Regions from separate parts of the Mus musculus genome. Here all the other regions are linked to region 2. The links are chromatin loops, found by intact Hi-C in ENCODE. Cell type or tissue: left cerebral cortex. All regions are shown on one strand. Links, peaks and the distances in the headings refer to the core of each region. The heading gives the core; the rest is flanking DNA.

The links. Peaks named below come from ENCODE experiments on the same cell type or tissue, not always from the same donor. Only the 100,000 strongest peaks of a DNase experiment are listed, where the experiment ranks them.
Region 1: it touches region 2 in a loop (3-fold over the local background); 11 of 42 quality-filtered maps call a loop at or near these places.
Region 3: it touches region 2 in a loop (7-fold over the local background); 4 of 42 quality-filtered maps call a loop at or near these places.
Region 4: it touches region 2 in a loop (2.4-fold over the local background); 2 of 42 quality-filtered maps call a loop at or near these places.

Annotation. Positions count from the first base shown.
Region 1 is chr2:7,078,090-7,086,162 of GRCm38, reverse strand. It overlaps a transcript of Celf2 not described here. Among named protein-coding and RNA genes, the nearest start is that of 5031426D15Rik, 150 kb to the right of the region's middle. In left cerebral cortex, for the core only: no CTCF peak of the experiment used is centred there; no DNase peak of the experiment used is centred there; H3K4me3 peaks cover 1,193 bases; H3K27ac peaks cover 4,214 bases.
Region 2 is chr2:6,880,676-6,888,748 of GRCm38, reverse strand. Celf2 (CUGBP, Elav-like family member 2) reads left to right here and starts at 3,753. Exons shown (of 14, transcript NM_001110228.1): 1 at 3,753-3,897. The coding sequence starts at 3,791. In left cerebral cortex, for the core only: no CTCF peak of the experiment used is centred there; DNase peaks (open chromatin) are centred at 3,957 and 4,104; H3K4me3 peaks cover 2,786 bases; H3K27ac peaks cover 3,622 bases.
Region 3 is chr2:7,391,114-7,399,186 of GRCm38, reverse strand. It overlaps a transcript of Celf2 not described here. Among named protein-coding and RNA genes, the nearest start is that of 5031426D15Rik, 470 kb to the right of the region's middle. In left cerebral cortex, for the core only: no CTCF peak of the experiment used is centred there; DNase peaks (open chromatin) are centred at 4,054, 4,782, 5,409, 6,489 and 1 more place; H3K4me3 peaks cover 4,150 bases; H3K27ac peaks cover 5,000 bases.
Region 4 is chr2:7,056,200-7,064,272 of GRCm38, reverse strand. It overlaps a transcript of Celf2 not described here. Among named protein-coding and RNA genes, the nearest start is that of 5031426D15Rik, 130 kb to the right of the region's middle. In left cerebral cortex, for the core only: no CTCF peak of the experiment used is centred there; a DNase peak (open chromatin) is centred at 3,315; H3K27ac peaks cover 2,498 bases.

The DNA.
Region 1 (8,073 bases), core at 1,198-6,197, 200 kb before region 2:
AAGCGGGGAAGAACTGGGAGAAGTAGAGGGAAGGCAAGCTATAGTCAGAATATATGATATAGAAAAACTCTAATTTTAATCATCACCATCTCAGAGCTGACTTCTAAAGTGAGGGCTGGAAAGATTGCTCATTCAGAAAGGTGCTTGTCCCTCAAGTACGAGAAACTGAGTTTGATCCCCGGAATCCACATAAAAGCCTGGGTATAATGATACTCATTTTAATCCCAGACCCAAAAGGCTTGCTATCCAGTCAGTCTAGCCAAATCTGTGAGAGGCCCTGTCTCAGCAAGGCATATGCACCTGAGTAACACTACCTAATGTTGACCTCTGACCTCTACGCTAGCACACATACATAGAGAGGCAGAGACAGAGACAGAGAGAAGCATACACACAGAGACAAACACAACACAAACTTACACACATACATAAATAAGCATACAAGATATACAAGAGATATACAAGGATTTATACTCACAGGCATATATATAGAGAGACATATATATACAGAGAGAAAGGAGAGAGAAACATATACATACACAGAGAGAGACATACATGGCATACATCCATACAGAGACATACAAAGAAAGAAAGAAAGAAAGAAAGAAAGGAAGAAAGAAAGAAAGAAAGAAAGAAAGAAAGAAGAGAGAAGAGAGAGAGAGAGAAAAAAAGAAAGAAAGAAAGAAAGAAAGAAAGAAAGAAAGAAAGAAAGAAAGAAAGAAAGGAAGGAAGAAAGAAAGAAAGAAAGAAAAATATACACACGTAGACATAGACATACATATATGCATAGACATACATGTATGCTTGAGAAGAGGAGATGAAAGAGCAAGAGATTTTTATTTTTGAATTCAAAAAAGTAAAACGGTGTCTTGTGCCTGCAATCCCAGCATTCAGAAGGCCGAGATACGAAAGAAAATCAGAGTTCACGAAAGAAAATCAGAGTTCAAGGCCAGCCTGGGCTACAGAGCCAGACTCTGTCTGAAACTGAACAATGCACACAATAATTAATTTCCATGTGAAGGAGTCACTTTATCAAAACTGAGCAAAACAAAACTTAAAATGATACCTCACAGCAATTCACACGGTGATACAGAGGGAAAAAATTAGCTTCTCAAGGTGAACTTAACATTTTACTTCTGAGAATAAGATGTTTCCTGTTCCCTTGTTGTGTTCCAGATAAGCTGACTCAAATCTGAACAAAGCAACGTATTGTTTCTCTGCCATAAGCACACTCATACTTGATGGGAAACTTAAAATCCAATGGCCTAACAATTAGCAGATTGATCCGGTTTGTCCCAAGACTTGGGGAACTGAGGCAAGAGGCTCACAGAGAGTTCAAGGCCAGCCTGTACCACTTAGAGGGACTCTGTCTCAAAAATCCAAAGCAGAACAGAAAACAGATGCATTCAGTATGAGCATTCAGTGTAGCAGAAACAGAACCATGAGGGAAAAGAGAAAAAAGATAAATTTGTCTCAGTTTACAGAATGAATATACATTGCATGTAAGATATTTGAATCTCAAAATTAAAAACAAAAAAATTAGTACATCACAGTTCTGCATCATTTATAAACAAATGATTCCAGTAAGTGGGTGTCCAAGGATACTCTGCACTCCAGCAGCTTGAGAGGAACAGGGAGAGGCCCTGACCTGATCCTGCCTCCAGCCTCACCCTCAAGAAGGTGTTCTCTACCTGTGTGCAGTCATGCTGTAAGAGGGAGGGGGTTGCCAATGCCCAGGTGGGCTTGTAGGCATGACTGCTAAGCACAGTGCCCAGGGATCGAGCCAGTTGCTTCATTTCTTCACGCCCCAGAGCCCTCATTTATAACAGGAAGGGAAAAGTTCTACTGGTCTCATAAACAACCTAACTACGAGGAGGGTGTGTGCCAACACACAAGGAAATCATCCCAGCTCTCTACTTTGAGATAGACTTTTGCTTTATCCAGTTATTGGGTCTGGATGCAAGGTTCTGTTTGAAAGAGAGATTCTACTTCCTGCCTTTAAAAGGTTTTGGAGAGCCCACTGATCAAAAAGACTATTTTTCTTGGCATGTGGGCTGATGGTCTGCAATCTTTGTGCTTGGGAGGCTGAGGCAGGAGAATTGCCTGGACTAGAGGACAGGTATGTGTGGACAAACAGGGTTTCAGTGAGACCCTGTCTAAGAAAAAAACAAAATAAATTATTTTGCAACTTAGAATCATGCTCATCTATTTGTCCTTTGGCCCAAAGCCAGGTCCCTCCTCCTCCCGCCTTTCCTCCCATTAACCCTGAACTCTAAATATTAAGGCCTCATTGCTCTCCCTTCCCCAGCCCTGGATCCCTGTGGTACAGTGGGCTAATGAGATAAGGATGATGTCATTATAATTGCAGAAACTATTTCATGATAATCTTTTGTTTTTCTCTTGCTAACTTTCTAAAGGGAGAAACACTTTATTAATTATCTGAGCGCTGGCAGCCTTTTGGAAGTAAACTCTATATGAAGGCTACTGCTATTAGCCACACTGGATGAAGCACTTGGGGATTAAAAGCGTTATGTAAATGTTTACACATGATTATGACATGGCCCCAGCTTCATACTGGGAGGGCACAAACAGCCCAGATAGAAGCATGAAGTCCCAGAGAGGCGGTGGATTTTTTTTCTCTTACAAGGTATGAAATTGTCTTTTAATTTTAGCATAAAGATAGTCACACTTTTGAAGAGTGTCATTCACAGCCATTAGGATGATATTTATGACTGCGAAAGGAAGCAGCTGGACACTGAGGGTTAACTGACTATTTTAAGAACTGGGGTGGGGAGCACGGAGAAGAGGGACGGAGAGGAGAAATTAAAATGGAGTGACAAGAACGTTTAACAATAAGAGCAGCAGCTCCCAAAAGCAGACTCAGTATGTCTCTCTCTGATGCTGAGATAGATTCATTCTCTCTCTCTCTCTCTCTCTCTCTCTCTCTCTCTCTCTCTCTCTCTCTCTCTCTCTCTCTCTCTGTCTCTCTCTGTCTCTCTCTCTCCCACATCTCTCTCATTTTATTTTGTTTTAATATTTGGTGAGTTCTACCTAACACGTGGGGAAGTGTAATCCCTACCCCACCCCACCACCTGCAGGTTTCAGGAGAAGGCACTTGTGATCGCTCACTGGATCACATCTAGTACTCCTAAGGGATGCCTCTTGCTGGGTAGTGTGACCTAGGAAGTCCTCTTCTCTTGGGTAGTGCTGTGGGGATTCAAACCCAGCACCTCACTTATACTACTCAAGAGCTCAGCAACTCTAGGACTAAGCTTTTTCCAGCCTCTAAACTTCTTTCCAATGAAGAGGCCGCTGTGAGGGTCTCCGTCTGCTCTTGGTGCACAGGAGAATTTGATTCGTCCAAGCTGTTTCTCCATGTATGGTAATGATCTGAAATTTTCTTTTTAAAATTAGAGTAAGAAATAGAGGGAAATTGTTACACAAGAAGGATATTCATGGCTCATGGCTCTAACGAAACCGTTGACAGCCTGAGTGCCTGGACCGGATGATTTCAAGGTTGTCTGCCTCAGGATCCTGTGAGGACAGGTGACAGGGGCAAGCGTTCCTGCCATAGCTGCTGAGAAGCATTAGTAAGAGTGAAAATCCCCCAGAGAAGACCGAGCCCAAGCCCAGGAGGCTGTGCTCAAGAAAATAAGAATTCCATGTACTAAGAAAGAAATCCCTCACCCTGTCAGTACAGAAGGGTTAGCCAGGAACCATGGACACCACAGGAAAACAGTTCTGTGTTTGTTCAAATGCTTGCTTCCACTGTGCATGCATATGTGCGTGCGTGCGTGCGTGCATATGTCTGTGTGTCTATTTCTGTAGGTGTGTGTCTCTGTGTCTCTGTGTGACTGTGACTGTGTCTCTGTGTGTGTCTGTGTGCCGGTTTCTGTGTGTATCTGTGTGATTGTGTGTGTCTGTGTGATTGTGATTGTGTCTGTGTGATTGTGACTGTGTCTCTGTGTCTCTGTGTCTGTTTCTGTGTGACTATGTGACTGTGGCTGTGTGTGGCTGTATGTGTGCTGCCACAGCACTTGTGTGGAGGTCAGAGGACAGCTTGCAAGATTCTCTTCTCTCCTTAGCCATGGGGGTTCCAGAAATCAAAGACTTGGCAAAAAAAGAAAAAAAGGAAAAAAGGGGGGAAAAAGTGCTTTTACCCACTGGGCCATCTCAGGGACCTGATGTTTGATTTTAAATTAAGGAAGGACAGGAAGGGAAAGTTGGTAGACATTCTGACATTTTCACCTCATCTTTAGAGATTGTGCATGTCCCTTTTGTGTTATTTAAATAGAGAAAGAATGCGGGCTTGAGGGGCTAGGGAGAGGGAAATACTGTAGGAAATTGACACCAGAAAACACAGTAAATTCGAGCTTGTTAGCAGTATGGCTCGAGATTATTTTTTAAAAAACAAACCCTAGCAGTAATGCAGTTTGCGCCTCGGAGGGAAGCTCTAAACCTGGTATTGGTGTCCCAGACTGAAGCGGGGAGAGACAGAAAGAAAGCAGCCTCGTCAGTCTTCTGAAGGGAATGTGAAAGGAGATCTCGGAGGCAGGAGAATCCCCCCAAAGGAGGAGAAGGCTACAGCCCGCGGTAATCTGTAAATGATTGCTCCTAAAGTCTGGAAGCTTCAAGCTTGAGCCCTGTTTGTTCCAAAAGAAAGCCGAGGAGGACGGAGTTAATAAAGAGAGATTTAACTGAGAACTCTGGTTGGAATAAAGTGGGCTACAAAAAAGGTCAAATTTGATCAGTTGGAGCAGATTACAGGGGCTTTTGAAGGGTGGTGTGGAGAGCTGGAACCGGTCTGGGAAGTAATAGAGCACACGATTGATTCAGGGGGTGGAGAGAAGCCAGGACAAGCGCTTATCAGTCCTGGAAGGAGGAAGAGCTGAGCTGCTGGGCGCTGCTGCTCCGGCCTGAGCCCAGAGCCACCTCTGCCTGCGTCCCTGTCGCCCTGTCAGGCACCTCTGCTCTCCGGTTTGCCTTCTTTCCGCAGCTCTCAGACAATGGTTTCCCTAATCTCTGACCTGGACTCCCTGAGAGGCTGGAAAGCGTTAAGGTAGGCCTGTTCGCATTCTCTTCCCGCGCTATTTCAATTCAGGGCCAGCTCCTGCCCACCCCCCACCAGCTAAAGAGGGAGAGAGAGAAAAAGAGCTTGGCATTCTCTAAAGTGCCTGCTTTGGGTTTAAGTGACAAGCCAACATGGCCCAAGTGTTCTGATACAGGCACAACTTTAAGCAGACAGACGGGGCAGGCACATGAAAGTGCTCCTCGAGTTTGGCTGCAGGAGAGCACAGAGAACACAGGCTTCCTTCAGGGCGGTCCGGGCTATTTCAATGCTCCCCATGCTGGTCCTCCGGCTCAGAAAGGAGTCCTGAGGTTGAATTGTTTCAGAGGCCACTGAAGGGATGATGTAGAATATGGTGGACTTTCTGGAAGCTCACACAGAAGAGTAAACTTTTTCAAAAGATCTCATTACTGCTCACACTTGAAGAATCTAAAGAACTGCGTGTCCTTCGTGTGAATTCTGCCCCCCCCCCCCCCGCCCACTCCGGTCTCAGGCCAATTTTGGAAAAGTTGACATATACAAACTCAACTGATCAGGTAGAATGTATGTAGTAATGCTCTCTCTCTCTCTCTCTCTCTCTCTCTCTCTCTCTCTCTCTCTCTCACTCTCTCTCTCTCTCTCTCTCTCTCTCTCTCTCTCTCTCTCTCTCTCTCTCTCTCGTAAATACTGGGGCTGCTAAGTAACTTAAGCCTTGCTGGTAGACTGGTAGACAGCTTATCTCGAATGCAAAAGACCCTGGGTTTGGTCCAGAGTTTGACATAAACTCAGCATGCCTGACCACAGCCCCAGCTCTCAGGAAGTAGGGGAAGAGTTTAAAATCATCCTTGGCTACAAAGTGTGTTTGAAGCCAGATGACAAACCCTATCTCGAAATTAAGCAAACGAATAATAAAATGGAAAAAGTGATCTCTGACCTCCTCACACCAGAATTTAGAACCTAAGCTAAAACAGGCGAGTTCACGCACCATCTCCACTGAGTCTACACTGCACCTTTGGCAGTATCCACGAGGAATTGGTAGGTTTAGCTTTCCTGTGAATGGTATTTCCCCAGGGAAAGCATTTGAGACAGTTTTGAAAATATAAAAATGTTAAATTCGGAGGTGTTATTATTATTATTATTATTATTATTATTATTATTATTATTTATTAGAAGTGGTTCTAGTCGGTTTTCATGCTTGCCCAAATGCCTCCTCCAAAACTTGGTTCAGTCAGAGTTAGACCAGAACAAGCACAGAACATGGAGGAGCAGAAACGAGCACATGACTACAGACCAACCAGCCTTATGATAGCTGGCTCTCTACGACTCTTTCAGGAGGTCTGTCTGCCTCAGGGTTTACCTGATTTTATTATTTCTAAAGCAATATTTATAAACAAGAACAAATAAAAATGAGATCAATATTCTTCTCCTTTTCTTTATTCTACATTACTTGTTGGGTTAGGGTGAGAGTTAGAAAATTAACAAAAAGTGATAGGGTGTGAGAGAGATGGGGGAGGGGTGGCACAGGCCAGGGCGTGTACATGCAGACCAGAGGATGTCTTTCATGGAGACGGCCTTCTCCTGCTGCCTTTATGAGGAATCTGGGTATCAAGCTCAGTTTGCCACACTTACCCCTTTGCTCCCTGGTCCTGACTCATATATTCTGGAACTTTCTGGACACACATCATATAATATATGCTATTTTATAATCTTTTTCCAGATACAGCCTATCCATATTCAGCCACCTCTCATAGCTGTGGCTCTAATGGCCACAGGCAGCACTGGTCTGTGATGCTCACCAAATTGCCACATTATCTTATTTGGTATTATAATTATTTACTATATTAATTATATGTTGTTGTCTTATTTATGTGTTATATTATTTCCAGGCCTTGGCTTGATAATGACGACAACAACACAGTAAGCATCTTTATGTGTACAGCTTTTTACTTTTATTAATTAAATTCCAAGATTTCTCAATGAAGAGGTTCACTTTATGCACCTGCATCCTTTAGTGATTTTTGTTTGTTTGTTTACATGGTTGAACTTAACTTTTAAAATTATATCTATTTCTTCATTTTTATGTGTATGCGTGTGAAATACACACACACACACAGACAGAGACAGAGACAGAGACAGAGACAGAGACAGACAGACAGACAGAGAGAGAGAGAGAGAGAGAGAGAGAACCCAGTACCTATATATGAAAATCAGTAGACAACTCTCAAGACTCTGTTCTCTCCTTCTACCTTCTACCACGTGGCTTCTGGGCATCAAACTCAGTTCCTTTAGGCCTGACAGGAAGTGCCCTGACGTACTGAACCATCTCACTGACCTTTGACCCTCCTTTTAATTGGGATGCGGCAAGACATTGCTGTTAATGCTCTCCTGGAGTAGACAATCAGGTTTCATTTGCCTCTTCTTTCCCCGAAGACTGACTTATTTCTAAGACTAAAAGATATCTTAAGAGTGCTTTCAAAAATCTCTTCTTGGGTGATTAACTTAATATTTCTGTGCATGCAGATGGGCAGGGTTCTGGCTTTAAAAAAGCATGTGGCTATAGCGACAAGCTTTAAAAATGCAGTCCTTCAAACGCCTTTTAAAGGAATGTTCCTGTCTTAACCTACTTAAAACTCCGGTGATGTTGCTGTGCTCATCAGTGTGTCCCTTATATAAGTATTTCGTGGTTAGACTAAGTGAAGCTGCAGAAATTTGGATCTAGGAAAGATAAACATTCTTACATGGATGCTTTGGCTCCAGCAAGTTCATTCTCTATGCCTCTTCTTGGCAGACAACCTATTAACTATGTAGAGTCCTTTTCCAAGGTAAAAAATTATAAAGTGGTTGCATTTTTAAAATTTCATTTACATTTTGAACTCATTTACCATGAAGCTTGCTTTTGGCTATTCTGTGGGAATGTGTCTACATCTATATACATATAGGTATGTGTTCATGTGTCAGAGCACATGTGTGTGCCAGTAACTGGACATGTGTGTCATGTACTCAAGGAGTAACTGGGCATGTGTGTCATG
Region 2 (8,073 bases), core at 987-5,986:
AATAAAACTCCATTATGTGCGTATTCTACACTTTCTTTATGTATCCATCTGTTGATAGACATCTAGCCTAGTTCTTGTCTTGACTATTGTGAAAGGTATCACAATGGACTCATATGTACAAGGATATCTGTAGTACACAGGCTTAGATTCCTTCAGGTGTATACCAGGAATCACCAGTTGTTAACACTTGAAACTGACAACCAAATAAATTTACTATTCTTGGTGCTCTTGCATTTCAACACTGTCCTTTGAGGATGTGTACCCCGGAGGTAGGATAGGGTTTTGTAGTGTGCCACCTTTCATCACAGGAGGATTTAATTCTGCAGAGACCCTCCATCCTCAGCACTCATTATATTATGCATTCCTCTTGAAATGGTGCCTTTTTATTACTTCTGCAATGTAAATGTCAAAATGCAAAGACAAGGCACAGAAGGTGGAAAACAGTTGGAGTCATTAATACGGCATGTGAAAATTTAGCTTCTGATTCTGGAAATTGTGACAGAAATAAACTCACATATAATTTACCTTTCAAAAAAAAACTTTTAGGAAGTTCAAATCAAGAAAGATCAAGAAGCTGACTGATTCTCACTCTCACCAATAATCCCACATCACAACACGTTCCTACTTTGTCCTATGCCAAATTTGCATTCTTAGTTAAAGGTTTAATTTATGAAGTGAAAAACGTCTCTTTGAATATAGAGGGTACTGAGACAATTTATATTTTTATTGTTGCTCCCTGCTAATTGCTGCTATAATTCTTTCAAACAAAATTCCCCTACAAACCTAATTTAATAATCAAGACTATTAAAATTAACTATTGTTGATGACCCAAGTAATAATTTGCCCTCAAGAGTACTTAGTCTGTGTGGCTTTAATCTTCAATTGTAATAAAGTTTGAAATGAATTGATGTAAAACTGGTATCAGAGGAGGAACCTTTTAACCAAGTTTCCATTACCTTGGCATCCTTCCTCTCTGACTGCTACTCTCACATGAAGAGAGTGTCAGATACAGCACACTGACTGCTCCTTAAAGGCCACGCCCTGCCTCGTGTGTCTAGCGGCCATACTCTGTGTCAAGGGTGCAGTAGACAGAGTTCCCAAGCTTGGTCATTACTGCAGCTCTGTAGGCAAGTCACTTGAACTTTTTAGGTGAGAGTGTGACATTATGCCACCTCTGTCAATGTTGTGGGATGGATAAATACAAAGAGACTTTGAAATTTAGAGCACAATAGTGTGGAAGGAACATTTATGAGTTGTCATCTGTGCCAACTCATGCCTAAAGTGGGAGCATTTTCTCATATTTGTGAAAGAAACTGCGTATCTTGGAAAATACAATCCCTTTCCCCACCTTGTTTCAATGGCTAGAAGGGAATTCGTTTCTTAACAAATTTTCATTGGATCAATATTCAATAAGAGGACTCAAACAGAGAGAAAGATGGTCTATTGGATGTGTAAGGAAGAACAGAGGTTAATTCAGTGTACACTTGAAATCACAAACTTCCTATACCATATGCAAATATTACAAGTAGCAAACATGTTCTATTCACTCATTCTATAATCCCACATTCAGCCCATGCAGCTGGAGGGCATAAGGTCCTCGGTCATCGTAGTAGAATTGGGATAAGTAATAAGCCCTTACATCAGTAGTGTCCTTATTATTTAGGCCTCAAGACTAAAAAGTAAGTGGATAGATATAAATGATTTAGTGGTTTGGTTCAATTCTGGCCACTACTACTATGGATCCATAATTCATTGAAATGTCAGGAGAGCTGCATGGATACCAGGGCAGCAGCCTAAGCCTCACAGTTCTACTTTCCCTGTCAGACAAACTCACAGCAGATGTCCATGCGACCATTCACTTTTTATTAATATTTGCACTGACCAAACACACCCAGTTTCACAGGCTCTTCACGTGCTTTAAAATAAATTAGCAGTTGGTGGCTCCATTTAACTACAGGGCAAAGAGAGCTACAGGGAGGTCAAGAGCCTTCTGCTCTGACACTCCCACAAGCCATAAGGGGAAGAAGGTCACAGTCTATTTCCTCAAGGTCTCTCCAGTTCCAAGTTCATTTACATGAACTTTTCCCACTTCAAAGGAGCATGTTGCATTTCATACAGTAGCCTTCCCTGGCAAGGTCATTCCTTCTCATATGTTCACTTGGTGATTTTCATATCGTGTAATGAAGCAAAGACCTGGGATGATGGAGTTGTCCTTAAGATGAGGCTCTTGTTTTGGGACTTGATCTTTGTCAAGTGGTTTGCCATGTCTTAGTGATGTGTAGAAATGGGAATGGCAGTTGTCTATCCTTTCTTTGTTTCCATAGTCTAGGATGCACCAGTCAGGAATGTTGTGTAGCAGAGCCTGAGGAACTCTTCCCTCTACACTCTCCCCAGATCTCCCGACTGTGGATAAGACCAAGTTCAAAAGTCAGAGATCTTACAAGATACTGGGTATATTATTTAAGGTCCTCAAATATGGGGGAGAACAAAACCCACCATCATTTTCTTCACTCTTAGTCCCGGTTATATTTCAAGTCCAGAATTTTACTAGGAAAGATACACTTTGTGCCGATATAGGATGGGGTGAGCATTCAGGATTCACACCAGTCTTTGTTGACTCAGGTCTGTTTTGAAATGTTCTAGGTTATTCCATAGAAAGTGAGGGTTTTCCCAACTTCCAAGGTCAGTGTGCATCCCCTGGAGTGACGTCCGAACTTGCCCTTTTGGATGACTATGTGTGCAGTCCATAGAGTTCTCTCTCTCTCTCTCTCTCTCTCTCTCTCTCTCTCTCTCTCTCTCTCTGTGTGTGTGTGTGTGTGTGTGTGTGTGTGTGTGTGTGTGTGTGCTTAACTTACTGTTTGACTTCCTAGTTATTTATGGAATGATTCCTACTCAAAGAAACAGAAAGGGGAATGTGTATTTTCTCTGGTCCACTTTATGTTCAAAGGCTCAAGAATATAGTGAAGCAGAGTAGCAAATTTTCTTGTTTTGGGGAAAAAAAGCCACTCATTAGCCTTTCAGGAATGAAGCTGCTGTATCTGTCAATTACGCATTCAGTGCGACCAAACAATCTTTGTGTTGCCTGCTGGCTTTGATGCCTGGATTCTGGTGAATGAAGCTCTTAATTTATAAGAACTCTGGCATACAGAGAGTTAAAACACTTCCCAGTTTCTTAGCCTCTGTTCTCTGCATCTATGGTCCAGGGTGAGGCTGAGGGTCTTGACCTTGTCACTCTTTCTAAGGACAAGAGGAGAGGAACAGATGAATCCAACTGTGAATGCAGTGTCCCAGAAAAGAGAGGCAAAAATCCTTTTGAGCACACTGACCTGTTCAAATCTCAGTCCTCTGGGATGCTCTGCTGATAGTTGATAGTGAACTGTGCTGTGAGATTGGTTTTGCTAACATACACACACACACACACACACACACACACACACACACACACACACACATATATATATATATGAAATCACATGTCACTGAGTTGCTTAAAATCTTCCCAGTTTTTAAGATGGTAATTAGGAGATCCAATGCCAGGCTTGAGTGCATGCAAACAAGCTCTCTCTAGAAGACACAGCACACCAGTGCAAAAACATGCCTAGATAACATAACTTGTCGGAGAGGATTATTTCTTCCCAGTGAGTCTGCAGGAGCCCTTTTCTGTACTATTCAGCATTTGAGAGGAGAGAGGGAGAGAGAGAGAGAGAGAGAGAGAGAGAGAGAGAGAGAGAGAGAGAGAGAGAGAGAGAGAGGAGAGGGGGCGCATTAGTGAATAGCGACTGTGGCATTGATGTTTGAGCGCACTTCTGAACTGGCTTTTGTTGAGACTATCAGTGTAGAAAGCATGCGCTGTCCCAAATCCGCTGTTACTATGAGAAATGAGGAGCTGCTTTTAAGGTATGTTGTTGGGTCCTTTGTTTTTAACATAGGCTTTTCTAGTTTTGAGAGCTGGTGGAGACGCCAATCTTGCCCTGAATCAAGCAGCTTCCTTATCTTAGAAGAGAAAGAGAGAGAAAAAAGAATCTAAACAGAGAGAGGGAAATGAAATTGAGACCAAGAGATTGGGAGGGAGAGCGAGCAAGCCAGGGAGAGAAAGGAGAAGGACTGCTGTGAGGGAGTTGTGTGTGTACTAGTTGTCTTTTGAAAGCAGACCATGCATTTGCTCCCCGCTACCTATGAGCAGCCAGTGGATGTTTTAAGGGTTCCGAATCTGGCTGTTGGTTCGTCTTTTCCTTTGCAATGTCTAAGCCTCTTTCATTATTATGCACTCTGCATGGAATAATCATCGAAAAAGGAGCTGAGGAGACTCCATATTAGACTTGCGTTCCAAATACCACTCTAATCTGGACTTAGACACCTAAATAGTCCTCTCGTGTTATCAGGTTTGGATCACTTTATCCTGCTTGCCAAAATGTGTACCTGTTTGGAGACCTCTGTTCATGCATGGCGTCCTGGGTCCTCTTGTGCGGGAAAGCAGATACCTGCTTCCTGCATGGGTGGTGGGGTTCTATCATAGACCGAGAAGGAGACACAGCTGACCTTTTGGGAAGCGGAGAGAGAATTATGATAGAATTGGCATCCTGCTTTTAAAAATGCAGTCTTTTGTTTATTTGCTAGCAGACATTGTAGCACTGAATACATCTTTGGGTCTGACAATGGGACCGGTGGAACAATGGAGCTGTCAAACTAGCTTAATGCATGTCTGGGGCTGGTTTTCTGTTTGTTTGTTTTTTTTTTCCAGCACCCCCTTTTATCTCCTATAATCTTGTTGTGTGGACTATCAGAGGGAAGCTTTGGGTCTGCTTATTTGTGGTTTTATGCTTTTAAAAATTTATTATCTGCCGTTCTCAGAGCTTTTTGCATTTTGCAGTTATGTTGGCTGGATTAAGTTAGAGATTTATGGCTTGCCTCTCTGTTAACTACAGAAAGAAAACTTATTGATTGAGGATGCTTGTAATACTATTATCATTGTGGCAAATGCCTTGTTGATCAGACCTGCTTCTACAGTATTTACCGCCGAGGATTTTAAATGCTCCCTTTTTTTGGACCTAGGGAATGTAGCATAAAAGAGAAGTTAAGAAGGACATACTTAATGCTCAAGTAATCAGTATTCCTAGTTTTTAGCTTCCCCTTTGGCATCCACAGACAAGCAGTTTAGAAATCCAAGAATAAGAACTTTTGCCTTTCCAATTTTGGTCACCAACTATTGTTCTGTTACTTTGTTAAGTGAAAGGTTTCGATGGAATATATTGATCTTTGATTTGATGTTTATATTCTTACAAACTGCATTTCTATGAAAGGCAAGTATTTCACGTGTATTCGGATGCCCTTCATTTCATAAGATAAACTGGTTTCTAAGGTGAAAATACTGTAGGAGAGAATATGGAAAAATCTGGTTCAAACTTCTCAAATGCTGAAACCATTTTTATTCCACACTGGATGTAAAATAACTGAAATTAAAATAATAAGTAATAGATTTACATGAAAATCCTCTTTTAAGGTTGATGTCTATAAAGAATATATATTTATAGTGTTTTAGTGTTTTTGCTTAATGAACCGTTTGTGCCAGATCAATATTATGAGATATGTATTAGTAAGTTCATAGACTAAAACCGAGAGCCCAATATGAGAAACAAAAGGGGAGTTGTTTCAATGAATAAAATAAAAGATAAAATTGGTTTCAAATATTTCCTGATAGAGTTTGGTACAAATTAGGGATGTCCCTCATTAATAAGGAAGGACATACATGTATTACTTATAAAAACACAAGTATGAAGTACTAATTATTCCTTAGATTCAGAGACAAACTTAAGTTGAAATATTATTAAATACTTATTGTATAATTATTTACCTAAATGTTATCGGCTAACCAGAATTGCCTTTGCAAGTTGAGATTTCCTACCGGTAATATTTCCAGAGCTTAGGTACACCAAAGCATATGTGTGTGGTGTAATAATATTCTTCAAGTTATCCATTGTGAATAGAGTGGGTTTTAAAGGCATGCTTGTTATGTTCTCTCGGTTCCAATGGGATCTGAACTGCTCCTTGCTTTGGGTATAGCAATAATTGCTTTCAGGATGAGCTCATAAAAGGTAATGGGTAAGGCTTCATATCCGAGGCTAACCAACTGTTACCAACACACCCCAGTTCTGCTTTCACCGAAAAAAAAAATTTCATTCTAAAACACAGTGTGTGTGTGTGTGTGTGTGTGTGTGTGTGTGTGTGTGTGTGTGTGGTCTAAGAAAAAAGCAGTCTTCCATGCTTGCTAGATGCTTGTCAGGAACTCATTTAAATAAAGAAGTCACTCGGAGACCACCGTGTTGAATTTTTTTCTTAAATTGGTAATTATTTAACTGTGATACATTCACTTAAATTTCTGATTGCTCATCATTAGTTAGGCTGGACACAGGGGGATTTCACTTGTCCACTCTTGTCTGGTGTTCTCATGCATCACCAGTTTCCAGATTTGGGGGTCCCATACCTCTTTCCCACCCACCATACAATTCCAGCATCCAATATACAGAACAATGTATTTTTCTCTGTGCTCATAGAAAAAGTATAATGCTGGGAGTTGGCAAACGTGCCTGCTTTTATTTCTACAAAAGTAACAGGATAATGTAGTGTGCAGCATACTATTCACTCGGTATGCAATGATTCTCCTGGACGCTGACCTACACAAGTGTAGAAACAAGATTTAATTCTAACCTAAGACCTGAAGAGAATCCATAGGCAAATATTCAAACTGGTAAAATGGTCTCTTTCACTAGAGAATAACAACTGCATCTCAAGCCCCTTTATAAAGCAGGGGCCTCGGGAATATTTACATAAATGTGTTCAGCCGACCACAGACCAAGATCTATAACCTCCCACGTATTAAAAATTCTTTTCTTTGCAAGGATGGAACCTGACAAACATTTCTTTATTGGCTCTTTTTTTTTTTTTAAATGTTACTAGATAAAATTGCAAGATGTCCTTGGGGGGCTGGAAAGATGACAAAGAGTGTTTGACTAATATTCATATCTAGAACTTTATAGCAACTGTGAATTGTGCTTGAGTACCTGGGAAGTCTTTCAAAGAGTGAATCAATACTAATTATTGTAATCAGGGGGGTTAATTAGGTGAAAATGTGGCTGATGGAAAGTTCATTGCTCACAGCCCTGGAAGCCCCCAGGTTGATAGGAGGAAAGAGAATTAGAGAAGGGAGATGAGGATGATAGCACCAGCTCTCCTAAAGAAAAACACAACTGGATTTTCTTTCATTATGCTAGTGGTGAAATTAGGAGGGCCAGCCTTATTGTTATGTAGATGTTTGAGTGATAGTGTGAACAGAATGGGTTTGCCTAGCAGCCCCTCTGCCCTGTGCCATTTCTCTATCCTTCTTAACACTGTACCAAGTTCAAGCCCTGTTAGTGACAGCCATGTCCTCTTGAATCATGTCTTCCGGCCTTCACCGACTTCCTTGATTTTGATAATTCCGGAGGGACTCTGGCCAGGCAGAGATGGCTCTTTCTCATCTCCTGAAACTACAGCTTGCCTCTTTAATTATTGGACTTGCTAGTTTTCTGAGATACGGTGGTGACTTCTTTTAGTCTGTAGAGAAGACGAGGCTGGGGTGGTATGAAATCAATTATAATTTTGTGGCCTTTTGCTCACCTGACATTAGGAAGAGGCTGCTAGGAAAAAAAAAAAAAGGTTGTGTGAGGATAGGGGGATGAGAAGCCTTAGGTTGTAGCCAGCTCAGAGCAGAAATAACATATGAAAGAACCAGGGTGGCTTTGCAACACACCGCACAAACAACAAAGGGGAACTGTGTGTGTGTGAGTGTGTGTGTGTGTGTGTGCATGTGTGCACATGTGTTTATATGTGTACATGTGTATGTGCATGCAATGTGTGTTTATGTGTATACGTGTGTGTGTGTGTATGTGTTTGTGTGTGTGTGTGTGTGTGTGTGTGCATGGTACGTGTTGGGTTCCACTCAACTAGGAGTTGCCACTGGTGGATTCTGATGAGATACAAGGTCTACTTTGTTCCCCAGTACACCTTCACACATCATAGAAAGTCATGATTACAAAT
Region 3 (8,073 bases), core at 1,916-6,915, 510 kb before region 2:
AGATCAATAGTCAAGGCCATACTCAACTATACGGCCAGTTCAAGACCAACCTGGAATACATTAGAACTCCTTATCTAAAAAACAAGCAAACAAAGCAACATCTGCCTGAAAGCTAGATATTCCTTTAATCTAAACACTCCAAAAGCTGAAGTTTGACTCTCAGCAGTTAGAGACACCCTAGGCTACACTGATATCTTTCTCAAGAACCAAGAGTGATATGGAAGTCTAATAGATTTCCAACAAGCTTCTTTGGTGTTTAAGACACATTTCTATGATTTTTTTTAGCCCCATTGATGTCTTTCACCACCCACAATTCCCTAATTCAGTAGGAATTTATTTTTGAAATAGATAGGTTTTCAGCAGGGCTACATAAAATGCAATATATTTTTAAATCTCACCCCTACAGCATCTAGTGACGACTTCAGAAGTGACAGGATAAATACCTACTAGAATTATATTTTATGATTTTTCTAAGACCAAGAGAACCTTATCGCAACAGAAATGTTCATTCTTTAAACGTCAGTGTCAGGACTTTTTAAGATTAATATACAAATAATCAATATACAAATAAATGACCTTGGTAATATTATTTACTAGGATCATTACTTTTGTCTTTATTTAAAAGAAAAATATTCAGGACATATATCAACATCTGTTACCATATGTATGGTATGCACAAATCACCTAAAATGGTCTAAATATATGATTCTTCGCATTTATACAAAGTAATTAATATTAGCATAGTGGCCATAAATACTTAAATGCTTATTTTAAAAATTCTGATTTTAAAAATTCAGACACCGATTTTTAAAATTCTTGCTCTTTTTTCACTTCTATCTGTGTTTTTCCCTTTTCTAAAAGTTTCTGTGGTTTGGTTTGTTTTGTTTCTTAATGGGGGGAATTAAACAAAAGCCACTGGGAATTATAGAATGCTTCAAGGAAATAAAATCATGCTTCAGTGAACTGTTTTGAAAGAAAAATCTACACCTAACACTTCCAATCCAAAGTATGGCTTAGTTTTATTACATTTTGTACTGCTAAAATGTCCCACAATTAGCACATTGGTGGAATTTACCATTATTTTATTATAGCTTATTGCCTAACTCCCTGGGAAGTAAACAAGGCTTCTGGTATACTTGACCTGTCCTACTTCTCTATTTCATCAGGCTGGGCAAAGGCATTAACCAGGAACAATATTAGAAGAAATAACCCTGAGTAAGGTATATATATACATATATACATATATATATACATATATGCATGCATATATATATTTATATATATAATATAAAGGTGGTTCTTCTCGTTCCTTCCTCAGTCTTCTCCACTTTTATTGGTTTGTTTTTTAGGATGGACCCTGAGTAGCAGGAAAATATCTTTTACCAATTTGGTAAGTTAAATCATGTTATTTAATTTATGCCATTAATACCTTCTCCTTTAGAAGGTGAACTGCATGAAAGCAGCCCATGCTTGGCCTTACAACAGTCTAGAAATACTGCAGTCCACTTAAATGGGTGAGAAGATTAGTATGGATAAGAAAAATAACAATTAAGAAAAATTATCAAGAAAATTAAACACTATTCTGCCATCAAGAGTAATTTTCTTCTATGTCTTCAGCCAGTGACACAAAAGTATGTATAAGTACATCTGTGTATGTCTAAGTATGTGCTTGCACACATGCATACACATGTTGACCTGTGCAAGTGCACAATCAAGGGTATGGACCAGTAGATGGAGGCCAGAGGACACCCTTAATGCCATTCCTTAGACATAGTCCACTTAGTCTTTTTACAAACAATCTCTTGCTGCCCTACCTAGAACTTGTCAAGTGGAAAGTTCTAGATGGCCAGTGAGCCCTGGACGTCCTCCTCCCTCTGAAGCCCCAGTGTTGGGATTACAAGCATATTTCTCCATGCTCAGTTTATGGCTTATTTTATATACATGCTAAAGGTCAAACTCTGCTTGGCATCATGGAAAAGAAACATTTCGATGACTGGGCTATCTCCTGAGTTCTCAGTGCATCTGTTTTTTCCTAATTGCTATGTGTCTTTGTGGCATGACAGATCATCATGGTCCACTTACCAGGAAGTAGACAGCTTGAGAATTTGGAAGAAGTTAAGTCATATTATAGTATGAAAGGATATCTGGAAATGGAGACACACCCATAGAGGACCCAGAACATACTCAGGCTATGATAGTGTCAATCACAAAGTAGTGTTTAACTCCCTGATCAGAGAGGTAACAATAGGAGGTCTGTTGCAAAGTCCATGTAGGTAATATAATTATTCATGGAAGAGGGATGTCTTTTCTTAGAGTTTTTCTGTGCTACAAACTAGAAACATGCTGTTTTGAGCATCAAGTTTTGCTACTGTTGCTCAAGTTCAAAGTTTTCCTTATCTTGGTTTAAATTTTCAGTATGCATCAAGCTTAGCTCCATGATCTTGAGTTGCTTACCCACTTTATAAACACTAAGATAAGCATCTTTAATTTGATAATGGAAAGTTGTTCCCATGTTTCATCCTTTTTAGAAGTTTCTGGTGCTTTTAGAAACTTGGTTCTAGGCAGGCTTTCGCACCAAGTATCTCAACACTGCAAGCTCAAAAACGAAAGAAAGTCAAAAAGTCCAAGAAGGAATGGGAGCGCTTATAATTTTGACATGTCTTCTGCTGTGTTTAGTAATGTGCTCATGTTTGTGCTGTAAAGGAAAAGATGGGAGACAGTGTTTTAGAGAGGGGAAGAGGGGACAGCAAGGAATACAAAAGATGGCACAAGATAAAAAAATATTAGTAAAGATATAGTTGCAATAAATAACGTTATAAAGTGGGGTAAGAAAGCAAAGCATACTGTAAGCAAAGCCCCAACTCTGTGTGCTCAGCTCCATGGTAAGGAATGGCATGGGAGTGCCCGGAAAGGAGCTGCAGAACACCTTCCCGGTGGTGGTGGTGGTGATGCTCACTTGAGAGGACAAGTGAGACCCAAACAGCAGACAGAATGGTCCCAGCATGCTGGCTGCCTTTTTGTGTTTGAACAGTGGCGGTCAGTCCCAGCCTTGCAGGTAATGGAACCCAGCGGGAAGAAGGGGCGGTACCCAGCGGTGCAGCCTGAACTGAGAGCAAATTTAAATTACTGAGTTTTTTTTTTTTCCCTTTTTTTTTTTTTAATTTTTCTACTCTCTGCGACAAACTGAAAAGATTCCAGCACGCTAATTTAACCACCCTGCTTCTTCTTCTCTACCTCCCCCCTCCCTTGTCTCCCTGCTTCCAGGATAATTAAAAGAGAAACCTGTAAAAGCAACATTCCCGTGAGCGAGTTGGTGCTGCAACGTGCTGGTAAGAAAATGAATTTAATTTTTAATCTTTTTTTTCTTTTTTTGGATTTTCCTTTAAAAAAAAAAGCTGAAGGCTTTGTCTCTCTAATGCTGTCATAAGCGTGGCTTCCCTGCTGTGAGGGGTTAGCCTGTAATGAAAAGGTATAATTGCCTGATGTATGACCTCCGCGCCATGCTTATAACAAGGAATAACGGCATCCCTATGCACCCTGATGATGCTTCTCTCTGCAAACTGACTATTCGATGCCCAGCTGCAGCAAGACTGAGATTGCTCCGCTCTGTCAAGGAGCTGTTTGGTTGTTTGGGGTTGGAGTTTCAGTGTCCTCTCAGAAGTCTTGACTTCCTCAAAGTTGCTGCCTGACAGGTGTTATCATGTATTCTAATAGGACCGGTCCCCATCATAACGTTTTGATGTTTACTTCTTAAACAGGAAATACAAGGATTAAACTTCTTTTGTTTATGGAACAGTATAATTATCACAGACTTCTGTAGTCCAGATAATGAAAGACTGGAGCGAGTGCTCTGTAGAGTGATTTTAATCCCTCTTTATCTGTGACTAGTTAGGGGTTCATTAGACAGTCGTGGAGGAGAGCCTCTATCGTTTGGAGACCTTAAACTTGAGATGCCAACTTGCTTCTTTGAAAGGACAATTTTTAATTCAATCCAATTAAACTCAACAAGTATTTCTCCACACTCTGACTGGAACTGCTTGGGGAGTGCCAGTACCTGTTACTCAGGGACAGGGGAGAAAATGAAACACAGTGTAAATGTCCAGAGGCAGGCTTCTCTCCCGCGTCTAGAACGGGCTTCTTACGATGTTCCTGTGTGCTGACTGTTCGCTGTAGATGAGAGTTCAAGGTTAGCTCTCCGTAGACCATAGCACATCCCTTCTTTAGGTGCATGTGCAGTTTGCTTCTGCTAATTAGTACCTGTCGTCTGTACACTTTAGATTGTAGGCTAATACTGTAGAGAAAAAAAACTGGAAATATTATCACCATTGTCATTACTATCAAACACTATGCATGTCATTTAAAAGTACATCTCAATGTAGGAAGTTTTGATCTTATGCAGATTTGAGTGTCAGAAACAGGAAGGAAGGCACATGGAAATGCTTAGACTTTCTGAGGCTGGCTTAGATCTGGGTCAAGAAACTTAGAAGTGAGGACTTTAAAACTTGCTCTTAAATACATATAAAAACATCGAGGAATATAATTTGCTATCCTCTTCTGTGCTTATAAGCTATGATAGATTTTACTTAGTTTTAAGAAGAAAATGGATTAGCAGAAATAGAATGGGAAGTTTTCAGAAGCAGTAGTTAACAGCTGTCTACCAAGGCCTCTGCTAAAGACTATGTCTCCTGTGGCTGTTTGAAGGTTGTTACCTTTGCATCTTAGAGAGAGTGGGACAGTGCGTCCACTGTTCTCTGAAGCCATTCTGTCTAATTGTGTCATCTCTACATTTAACAGCGCTGAACTTTGCCGCCCTTGGGTCTTCACCAATGCCCCCAGAACCACTTGAAATGTCTAAAAGACTTCAGAACATTAGGAAATGTCAACTGCTAAAATAATGTCTGCCTCTTTACAACGGGAGAAAACGCTGTGGATTTAATAGTTCATTTTTTAAAAATCTGCTCCACACCAGTAACTGTCTGTTAGCAATGTTTCAGTAAGAATTGGAATAATGTGTTGCCCAGTAACAAGTAACCAACTCCATAGTGACTGCATAGAATCAGTGATCTGTGTTCCTTAATTATGAAAAAGGTAAATTCTCCTTAAATGTTCAAATGTTCAAAGTCAGGGTCTTCTTTTTCACAAACTTCTAATTGAATGAACAAATGAAAATGAAGATCAGTAGAGCTCTCCAGAATTTTATTTCTGGCACAAAATAAGAATAGGATTAGATAAGCTGAGCCTCTCCCCTTAACAAGATTTGGAGCACGCAAAGGTCTTCTGTGTGAAAGCTGCCTTCCTCTCTTACTGAACACCATGTAAAACCAGGGCTTTCACTGTGCGACTTTGTCCCTGAACTAGTAACCAACTGATGATTCTGTAGACTTTGGCAACTGAAGGATGCCTCCCTCATTAATAAAACATTGAACAACACTGAAGTCACATTTGCCCTACCCACTTTTCCAGCACATAAGGAACCATCAGTGGCCCCAATTTCCGATCCCTAAACATAGCTGTTAGAGGGTCTTTTATGCTCTCCCTGCTGAAGGGCTGTGACATGACAGTTTCCGAGTTGAAGCTCTTACACAGTATCCCTGCATGTATCATTAGCCCTTGCGGCATGTGGGAATACTTTACACCTTATAATTGCACAGGTGTTGAAGTAGAAAATATCGGATGAAGAGAATGCACATTGTGACTTTTCACACCAACATACAGACGAAATTATCAACATGCCAGAGTGAAAATATAAAGCCCGTACGAAAGCCATAAGAATTATGTCTTACAGATAGGATGAGATGTTTGCAGGATTTATTGTTAAGGATGGACATAGTATCAACCAAACAAGCAGTATGTTCAAATCTGGGAGGCAGGACGGGGGTCAAAAAATTAAAAAGCTGCACCTTGATTGTCAAAATAATTCTGATGTATTGTAAGTTTACCTAGGAAACTAGTAAAGATAATTCAATTGATTAGCCTCGATTAACTTAGTATTGTGTCAAGTGATAAGGAAATTAGGGTTCTCACCTCACTTCCCATATTTGCTTGGGTTATTTTTCTATGTGCATGTATTTCCATTCTCTCTCTCTCTCTTTCGTATGTATATTTGTATTTAAATTGTCAATACAGGTTGACTTCAAACCTGTGTTTACTGGGTATAAAAGAGAAACAAGAAAAGAGATAAGAGACATAGATAAAAATGTAAGGAAACGTGAAACCTCATCTCTACTCCTCCCATTGGTTTTATTGTTTAATTTCCTGAGTCTGTCTCCTCAACTTTAAAAAGAGAGAAGGAATTATTCCATTCAAATAGTGTAGTTGGTTTACTTTATCCATGATGCAAATGAGTAACTCCTGTGAAAAGAAAAAAGCAGGTATGGTAGATTTTTTGTGTCAATGGTCCAAATAAGGAGAGCTGTGAGTGAGTCAATTATAGATCCTGATAGTCACTTCTGCACTGCATTGGTGCAGGCTGGCACCTATCTCTTGGTTTAGATCCTTCCATGCTGACACTGGAATATCCCACAGGATATTCTGGGGAAATATCACAACAAAAGACTGAGTGTCAAGACACAAGCAGTCCTGAACACTGCTGGAACGGCTCTTGCATAGAGCATGGGGTGGGGGATGGAGTACAGATACCGAAATTTTTCATATGCTTTTCAAATGTACTTGAAAATTTTGGTAAGATTTCATTGATAAACAGAACTATGGAACCACCACAATCAAGAGGTAGAAAATAGAAAATAGACATCCAAGCAAAAGTTTCCTGGTATCCGTATACAGACATTGTTTTCCCCTCCATGCCTTTTTGATTGGCTTTCTTTTACTAGATTAATTTGCATAGTACATAATAATAGAAGACTGGAATATTATTTTAATAGATACATTTATTTCTTTTATTTTATTTATATGAGTACACTGTAGCTGTCTTCAGACACACTAGAAAGAGGGCATTGGATTCTATTACAGATGGTTGTGAGCCACCATGTGGTTGCTGGGAATTGAACTCAGGACCTCTAGAAGAGCAGTCAGTGCTCTTAACCTCTGAGCCATCTCTCCAGCCTCCTCTCTGTGCTTCCTTGTGCCATCGTTTGTTTTTTTTGTTTGTTTGGTTTTTTTTTATTCTTTTAACCTTTAAGAGTCATACATAGTTGTACCCATTACTACAAAATAGCATTTCACTGTATGGGTAAACCACATGTTTCTTCACCTAGTATTCCACAGTGCCAACATGTACATCTAAGACAGGGTCTCATGTAGCCCAGGATAGGCCCAATCTCCTTGTATAGCTGAGGATGACCTTGGAGTCTGGTCTTTTTTATACCATGAATGTTGGTATCACAGATCTGTTTTCCCCGCTTAAATACAACAGGGAGTTTTCTCCTAATTTAGGGTTTGTTTGTTTGTTGTTTGTTTTGAGACAGGGTGTCTCTTCATCATTCTAGATGTCCTGGAATTCTCTAAGTAAACGAGGCTGGCCTCAAACTCAGAGATCTGCCTGTCTCTGCTTCTCTGTTTGGGGCTAAAGGCATACCCCACCATATCTGGCCATTCTTCTAAAATTTTTATCTGTAAATTTTACCATTTCATCTCCATCTGTAGATCTATCATGTGTTAAGAGCTACTTTATTGAGATTCATATTTTTCCCATATGAATGGCTAACACTGTCGGTATAAAAACCACTTTCCCCTCTTTAGTTACTTTACATCTTTTACTAGATTAAAACTGAGTTAGTAGGTCAAAACTGAACTACTACTGTGTTATGTATGTGTGTTGGTCTGTAGAAATGTCTCTATCCTGTGGCACATATTTGTGTATCTAACCTTTATTAATTTCTTGTTGTGCTAGTTGCCTTACATTTAGGGTAAAAATTTAAAAACAGATAGTACAAATCATGCCCATTTGCTCTTCTCTCTCAACATTGCTTTGGCTTCTACAAGTTGTTCTCATTTTCCTATGACTTTCAGAATTGTTAGTAAATTCCTACCCCAATAAAAGTGCTGTTGAAATTCTTCAGAATTCCCTGGAATATGTAGTTGAGTTGTAGAGTGGATGGCTGTACTGACGTATGT
Region 4 (8,073 bases), core at 1,293-6,292, 180 kb before region 2:
GTTGACTTTCTGGCTCCACGACTGTGACGAGGTGACTGAGGGAATCTACACACAATTCATTTGGGTAGAGAAGATCCTTAAATGTGCATGTAGTCGTTTGAGGTGTGTGTTTGGTTGAGGAAGGAGTTAAACCATTGGTTATTGGTATGAAAGGGAAATAGTGTCAGACAGGCTGGAAAGTCGCCACTTGCCATGGTTTGTCACCTGTGCTTCCGCCTCGCCACGCAGGTGTTTAACGGTCTTTCTGTTCCTTTCCTTGGAGCATGGAATCAGCAGGGAGTTGGAATCCTTCCGGGGGCTCTCTGTCCTGTCTCAATTGTTCCTTTCCAGCAGCGTCTACAAAGTTCTGGCAGCAGCTACAAAGCAAGCTTCCACCTTTCTTCCCAACCCTAGCACTTCCTGAAGTTGCTGCTGGGTGAACTTCAGAAAAGAGGAGTGTGGTCTCCCTCCTCCCCTGCTGCCAAGTGTCTGGGGCTTCCTGTTGCTGACGGAATCCAATGAAAGTTTTCCGGAGCTGGCACACAGGACTGCTAACAATGGGATCGCCCCCTCCTTCTCCGTTCTCTCACAACACCCTGGTTATGGTGTCCTGGCAGGCATCTCTCTACCCTCTAAGTGCTGCCTGTCTTGAAGGTAGTTTCCTCAAAATCCAGCTGGAAAGAGGTGAGGCCCTGAGGACAGGACCAGATCTAACCCTCCTGAAGCCCCTGGAGCCTTGAAAGGATGTCAGCACTTGGGGAGCCTGCAGGATTTAGCTCCTTCTTTTCCCAGGACAAACGTGAATGCCATGTCTCTCCTTGCCTGTATCAGAGGCTTGCATAAAGACCCGCCTTGGTAAAGGAAGGGAGTTATAAAATCACAAACAATGAGTCCTGCTGATTAAATCAATAGCCAAAGCTGTTTTGCCAGTATTATTGGTATTTGGTGTTATTATTACTCAAAATAAAATGCTCTCAAAACTCCACTGGATTAAATTCCACAGATTAATTATTTGTGTTTGGTAGGGAAGAGTTCAAACTTGTTCTTCAAATGTGAAAAAACTCAGAGGAAAAGATGTCTGTCTAAGCAATTAAATATCCGTCCTTAAAGACGCTTTCACTGATTTCCCCTGCTTTAGATGCTTTGTTTACTTGGTGAAAGGGAGAAGAGCGAGGCCGGGGGAGGGGAGGAGGGAGACAAACATGAGAACTCACAGAAGAACATAAACAAATTTTACATAAATTCAAAAACCTAGTCATTTGGAGTGAAGGAAATTAGATTATTTGCTCATTACAGATTTTATTTTTCCTCTTCCTTTTGATTGGAGAGTGGCTGGCTTTCCTAACAGCTTGCCCAGTATTGATGCATTCCAAAGAATTTACTTACTTAAAAAAAAAAAAAAAAAAAAAAAAAAAAACTGTACTCTTCTGGGATTTGCACATGTGAAGCGTGTGTGGTCTCGTCCCCTTCCCATTCCCAGCTACATACAGATAAATCCAAAATGAAAGTTTTAACTATTTACAGTTGTCCTAGTTTAGGGGCTACATGGAGGGGTAGAGGTGATTCGGAGGCTCTCTTGCTGTGGACTCTATAGTCACATATATCCGCAGGCCTCAGACACCTGAGTGCCAGGGTTATACACAGAAACTGCCACGTCTTAATTCTTATTTTACTGAGCCCCTTAGTCTATGTGGATTCTTGAGAACGGGGCAGTAATGACCAGAAATGTTCATGATGTAGCATAGGTGATGTGAACTGTGTATCCAGGGCTGGGGTGTAGATAATGGTAGAACCACTGCCTAGTACAATTACAACATTCTTGACAAAACCGTGTGTGTGTGTGTGTGTGTGTGTGTGTGTGTGTATCTGTCTGTGTCTTGCACCTCTAGTACTCTATGGTGAATCTGTAGCTAAATGTTACATAATATACACCATCTGAACACTGTCTCAAAGTATTTTAATTGCTTCTTATCACAAGTTACAGCTGCCCCCAACACAATGTGATGCCTTAAGTAAGGAGAGATAGGAGCTGAGCTGTACCAGAAGTGGAAACCAAAGCCTGGGGTTCAAATATGGGAGTCCTGAATCACACTGGGGCCCAGACTGGGTGGAACCTTTCAGATTACCTCATATAGGCACACAATGCTTTTTAAGTGGAGGCTGGAGAAATGTCTTTGCTATGAGGTGTGTGTGTGTGTGTGTGTGTGTGTGTGAAATGTTTTTCCTTATCAGCAAGAATATGAAGTGGATAAGTTATGCTAAATGCAGGTAAAAATAACATCAAAATGACTTAATTCATTAAAACCTCTGAAACTAAATATGCTGGACATGGTAAGATTGATAATGTAGCCTTAAAATCCTCAATAAATATGGTTTACCCTCCACTTGAATAATACTTGTGTACCAAGACCAATCCTAAAATCTGTTGCAGCTGGTATTTCATGCCATCCCCATGATATCCCTCTAACAGCACCATGATTATCCCCATGTTGTAGTCAAGGAAAACAATGCAGAGAGTTCACACAAATGCACACTGCTCAGACGCATGCTTGCTAAGGGCCTTCCACAAATGGATAACGATTACAGTAAGCTGGAAAAGGAACATCTAACTATCCGTGTGACCAATAGAAGCGAGACACACCTGAAGAACAAAAGTCGGTTTCTCCATCAGATTTCATTTGGAATCTGGTCCTACTACACAGATAATTCCAGTTATGAAAGTTAAAATAAGATCTTTATATATAAAGCCAGCCAACAAAAACATTTTGCTTTCTTTTCTGGTACTGTTAGTGAGCCACACTTTGAAATGCTATCAATGGTCTGTAATATTTGTGTTTGCTTCTTTATTCTTTTATTTGCCCATCAAATAGCCTTCAAGAGTTTTGTGTTTGCCTCATAGTCTTTATTACATCTTAATTTTATTCCACAACAGTCCCAAAATTTAATTAAAAATTAAAGCATATCTAGACCCTAATATCTTAAGCCAAACCTCATGGGCAAAAACTAAAATCGAACAAACTCCAGTACATTTGAAATCCCCATTGTACTATGCTTAGATGCACATCTCCGATGTCACATGTCCAGAATCTCACATGTCTCTCAGATCATAACTGTGCACCATCTCCAACTGCGGTGTTAACATCAGTAATGTTGAATCCCAACTTTAATAAAAAAGCAAATTGTAAACCCACTTAAAGCAACTGCCTCCTTAAGCAATGTCAGAAATATTTAGTCTGCAATGCTGAGCAGACTGCGAGCAAGCTGTAGCCAAAGGAGGTCAGTGCAGAGATGTGCCAGCACGTCCAAGCTGCCAAAATACATAAGAACATGTGTAGAACAAAGCGTTGTAAGTTGAAGGTTTTAACTCTCATAAAAAGCTAACTCTCCCACATCCACTTACACCTCTTTTTGTTCAAGAAAAAACCAGGGCATGGGCATTGACTGGGGCCACCTAATGGAAATATTTATTCAACAGCGACCTTTCTGTTTGTCTCGGCTCCTTGGACATTCTGTTTTAATAAGCATTTGTGATTTTAATCCACACAGCATCTTACTATTTTCCAAAAATTCTTGGATACTCCTTGAGCTATTTCACAACTAGAAATGGGCGTTCACTTGGAACTTGCTCTAGAAACATCCCCCGGGATTCCTCTGTGTGAGTTGAGCAGCATGTGTTGGAAGACATTACTCTTCTTGTTGTTGTTGTTGTTGTTGCTTAATACATTCTATGCTAATAGTAAAATGCCTGTGCTCCCATCCTTTTCTATAATCATGGCCTAATACTTGTGTGTGTACTTAAGTTACCTGGTACCCTTCTGCATCTCAGGCTATGGACATCACACCCAGGGTCTTGCACATGCTAGGCTAGTATTCTACCCCTGCAGCTACATCCCTAGCACTTGCCTGGCATCTTTCTATGCATACTCTCCATTCTCTGGAGATCTAGAGTGTGGTGTCCTTCTCTCTCAGACAGCATCAGAGCAGAGAGCAGTGAGGACTCCAGGCTGTGAAACCATTTAGTAAGAAGACTTGAGTAAGCCATTCATCTCCTTGGTCAGTTTCCTTACCTGCAAAATTAGAAAATTAGACAAGGGCATCTCTCAGATCCTCAGTTCTGATTACATGATGTTTATAAAACTCTCCAAAGAATCCCTGGGAAGGCTCTTCTTTCAGACATAGATATTTTAAGAATAACAGCAAAGTGACTACTATGTGCCAGGACACATCCTATGACCTCTCTTCTTCAGTAGCACTCAGTGTTATTGGGTCAGTGCCAAAGAGATGCCAGGTAATCTAACTAGATTGAGTTAGCTTCTAATGTGTTAAGATGACCCTTTATTTTGTATTAAAATGAAACAACTTCTACTTTCACTAAATAAATTACATATGATTAAGGATAGGTGGTTCAAAAGAAAAAATTATTGCTGTTCCTAGGCATCTGTTCTTCTAACTCCGGCTGTCCTGGGGGGAGATGATTATTATTTATGTTCATTAGGTTGATGATCTATATCAAAGAACATGGGGGTTGTATGCAGCTCTCCGTGATTCATCCATTGTGGCCACTGTAGACAGCAAACCAACTTATACTCATTTCTAGGGCTCATCTTCTCAAATATGACATTCTATGACTACACTGTCGAGTTGGTCAAATAAAAGTACAGGAGATCTAGATAATTATAATTCTTTAGTGGAAATCTGCATCAAACATTTCCAGAAGCATACCTGAATTAAAACAATGTTGTTTATCTAAAATTCTAACTTAAGCAGACATCCTGTGTTCTTACCCAGTATATTTGACATTCTAAAACTTAATGATAGAATCTCATTCTCTGTGCCTTCAGTCAGTAATTTAACAATGGGTTAACCCACCAGTAAAGTTAGAGACTTTGTGGTTCAGTCACCTTTCAATAGCTCCACCCTCTGGACACCACACTTTTAATCACATAAACCTATGAGGTGAACCCTTCGGGTGTAAACTGTAACACAGTTTATCTGTGACGTCAGTAACTTCTATCCTCCATGTATCCTTGTATCCTAGCTTCTAAAAATGATCTAGAAGAGATTGTTTATGCTATTTCCTCTTTGACATAAAAAAACAAGTTCTTGTTCTTAACAAGTCACCATGGAGCTGAGTTATTCTTGGAATTTATAGTCACTCCTTCTTGAAAACTACTGATGTGTCAGATCTGACATTGGCTCATTTTCCTATGCACAGAGAATGCATGCTTTGTGGCCATCTTAGCTTCATAACAAAGATACAGTGACAGTGCACCTGCCAATCAGGAGTGGCTGTGCACAAGTCATGAGGCTCACTTTCGCTGACACGGATGTCTCTCCACAATAGGACAAGGCACATTGGTTTAAGAAATGAATTTGAAAAAAATGCAGATTAAAACCTCAATTAATATCCTCTCTCACTCATCAGGATGGCTGCTGTCAAAAAACAAATGCAAAAACCTATCAAGTATTGATGCAGACAGGGCAACATTGAGATCCTTTTGTGCTGTTGACAAGAGTATAAAGCAGTGCAGTCGATATGTAAGTGTGTGTGTGTGTGTGTGTGTGTGTGTGTGCATGCCTGTGTGTGTGTGTGCATGCCTGTGTGTGTGTGCATGCATGTGTGTGCATGTGTGCGTGTGTGCATGTGTGTATATATGTGTGTGTGTGTGTGTGTGTGTGTGTGTGCCATAGTTTTCACCTACAGCCTACATGTCATCTTACTATAAGTTACTAATTAAATAGTTGGTTTAGTGTGTTGTTTAGAAAAATGACAAGAAATACTATACTCTCAGCAAGATGCAATTTTAAAAATAATTTTGATCTCTGTGTGCTTTGAATAAAAATGACTCAGAGGCTTAAATATTTGAATGCTTACTCACTAGGGAGTCGAACTCTTTGAAAGGATTAGAAGGCTTAAGAGGTGTGGCCATTTTGGAGGAAGTGTGCCACTGCCATTGGGCCTGAGATTTCAAAAGTTGCCAAGCCCAGTCTCTCCCTTTCTCTCCCTCTCTCTTCCTCTTCTTCTCCTTTTCCCTCTCCCTCCCTCCTTCCATCTCAACTCTCTTTCTCCCTCACTCCCTCTCTCTATATTCTTTCTCTCTCCCTCACTCCTTCTCCCCCCTCTCTCTCTGCCTGTGGATCCCAACTATTAACTATGTCTCCAGTTTTGCCTATGTGCCACCATCCTCCCAACCATGATGACAATTGACTAAACCTCTGAGCCCGTAAGCCCACAATTAAATGCTTTCTTTTGCAAGAGTTGTCTTGGTCATAGTGTTTCTTCATAGAATTAACAGAGTGATGAGACATTTGATTCATTCTATACAAACATAATTTATAGATATGGAGGGCCGGTGGTGCATTTTTTTAAAATCCATAATCATTTTATAAAGTTTTGGCTTAAATATCTATATTCCTTGCCAGAAATTTCTTATAAAAACCAACACACAAACAAACAAAACCTACCATATCAGATTTATATTTAAAATCAGCTTTGGGATAAAAGATGAAAGGAATTCTTCTGGGTAAAAACTTTTAAAATAGTCTTGGGTTGCCGAGCATCAAACCAAACCAGCATCTCATGAACTAAAAAGCCACACAGAGACGCTTGGGGGACTGCGGTCCAGTGACCCTGGCACAGATAAAGCTATGATTCTCAGCCCCTGTACTGGGTGATGCCTATGTTCTAACAAGGTCCCTCAGTGTTTCCAGCTATTGAGTCAGCTTGGGGCTCTTTCAGACAGCAGTCATGGCCAGCCCTTTTCACAGCACTTGTGTTTTCTGGAGCCCAACAGAAGGAAGGTGTAACCTGTTGCCCCTGTCCTTACTGTTTTTCTTCCCACCACTACCATTTCTTCAGTCTCTTTTCTTGTTTCCTCCTTTTCCTGTCTTGACATCAGCGTGGAAATATTCTTTAACTCTAACCAACTGAACACCAAGATACAGCCGTTGTATCTTGTTGAGTTTTATAAGATTCCTTTTGTTAAAATGCCTGGGTGGTGTTCAGCAATGGGAGTCTCGCCACTCAGATTCATAAAGGCAATTGAAAAGGTTTCCAAAGAGCAATATAAATCATGGGCTATTAAATACTATGGTTTTTAAAAAATCAGGAGGATATTGTGGGATTACAGTAATAATACAAACAGTATTTATTATGGATCGTTGGATTTGAGTTACAATATAATCATAGCTATTTTATTGAAATAGTTTTCTTCAGTGCTGGTCTATTTACTGAATTTTTTTTTTTAAAAAAATGAAACAGTTCATATAGTCGCCTTACAATGAAGTAAAGATCGACTCCTCATTTCCTGTTATTCTTCCTTACTTGCTTAAAGAATATATATATATATATAAATTTAATAGCTTACAATTCAGTGCTTACTTTTCTTTTTAAGTCCTTCCCACTCCTTATGCCCTGTGGGAAAGACTGAGGAAATAAAATAAAAGAGCTGTAGAAGCGAAGTCAGTCGAAAGTGAGCCCTCTCTGCTCCAATGGCCTCGGTGCTTTTCTGTATTATTCTTTGACACAGAGGGAATTCGCATAAAGAAAATAAGAGATTTATAATTCCCGTAATTTGCCTGGAAGCACACAGCTTCATACTTCCTGTGTGTTACTGCTTTCTGGTTGCCTAGCTGCGCAACACAAATATATTGCAAAACTTTTTTTTTTTTCAGCACAATTACACACATGTGTCAATGAATCTACTTCCCTAACTTCTTACAGAATGTGTTAAAAACAATAGATGTCAGCATGTCAGATTCCAAATTCCTCATTAAATCCCCCTTGGTTAACACAACATTTTGCTAAACACTAGGCTGAGAGAAAGATATGTAAAATATTCAAAAACTGGTAGGAATGAACAGTTATAGTATACTAGGGTTTTTTTTTCTTATTATTTTTTTCCTGAAAGCTTTAGAACAAAGAAAGGAATGTTCTTACATTCTGAAATGAGTTAAATTCCCAATTGTAAATTTCAAGTATGTTAGCATTGGTCCATAACAAATGGCCTAGTGTTTACTTCAGATGACATAATGGGTACCCTGAGAAACTTGAGTGTGATCCCAGATTCCCCATGTTTACCTCTTTGGGGTTAT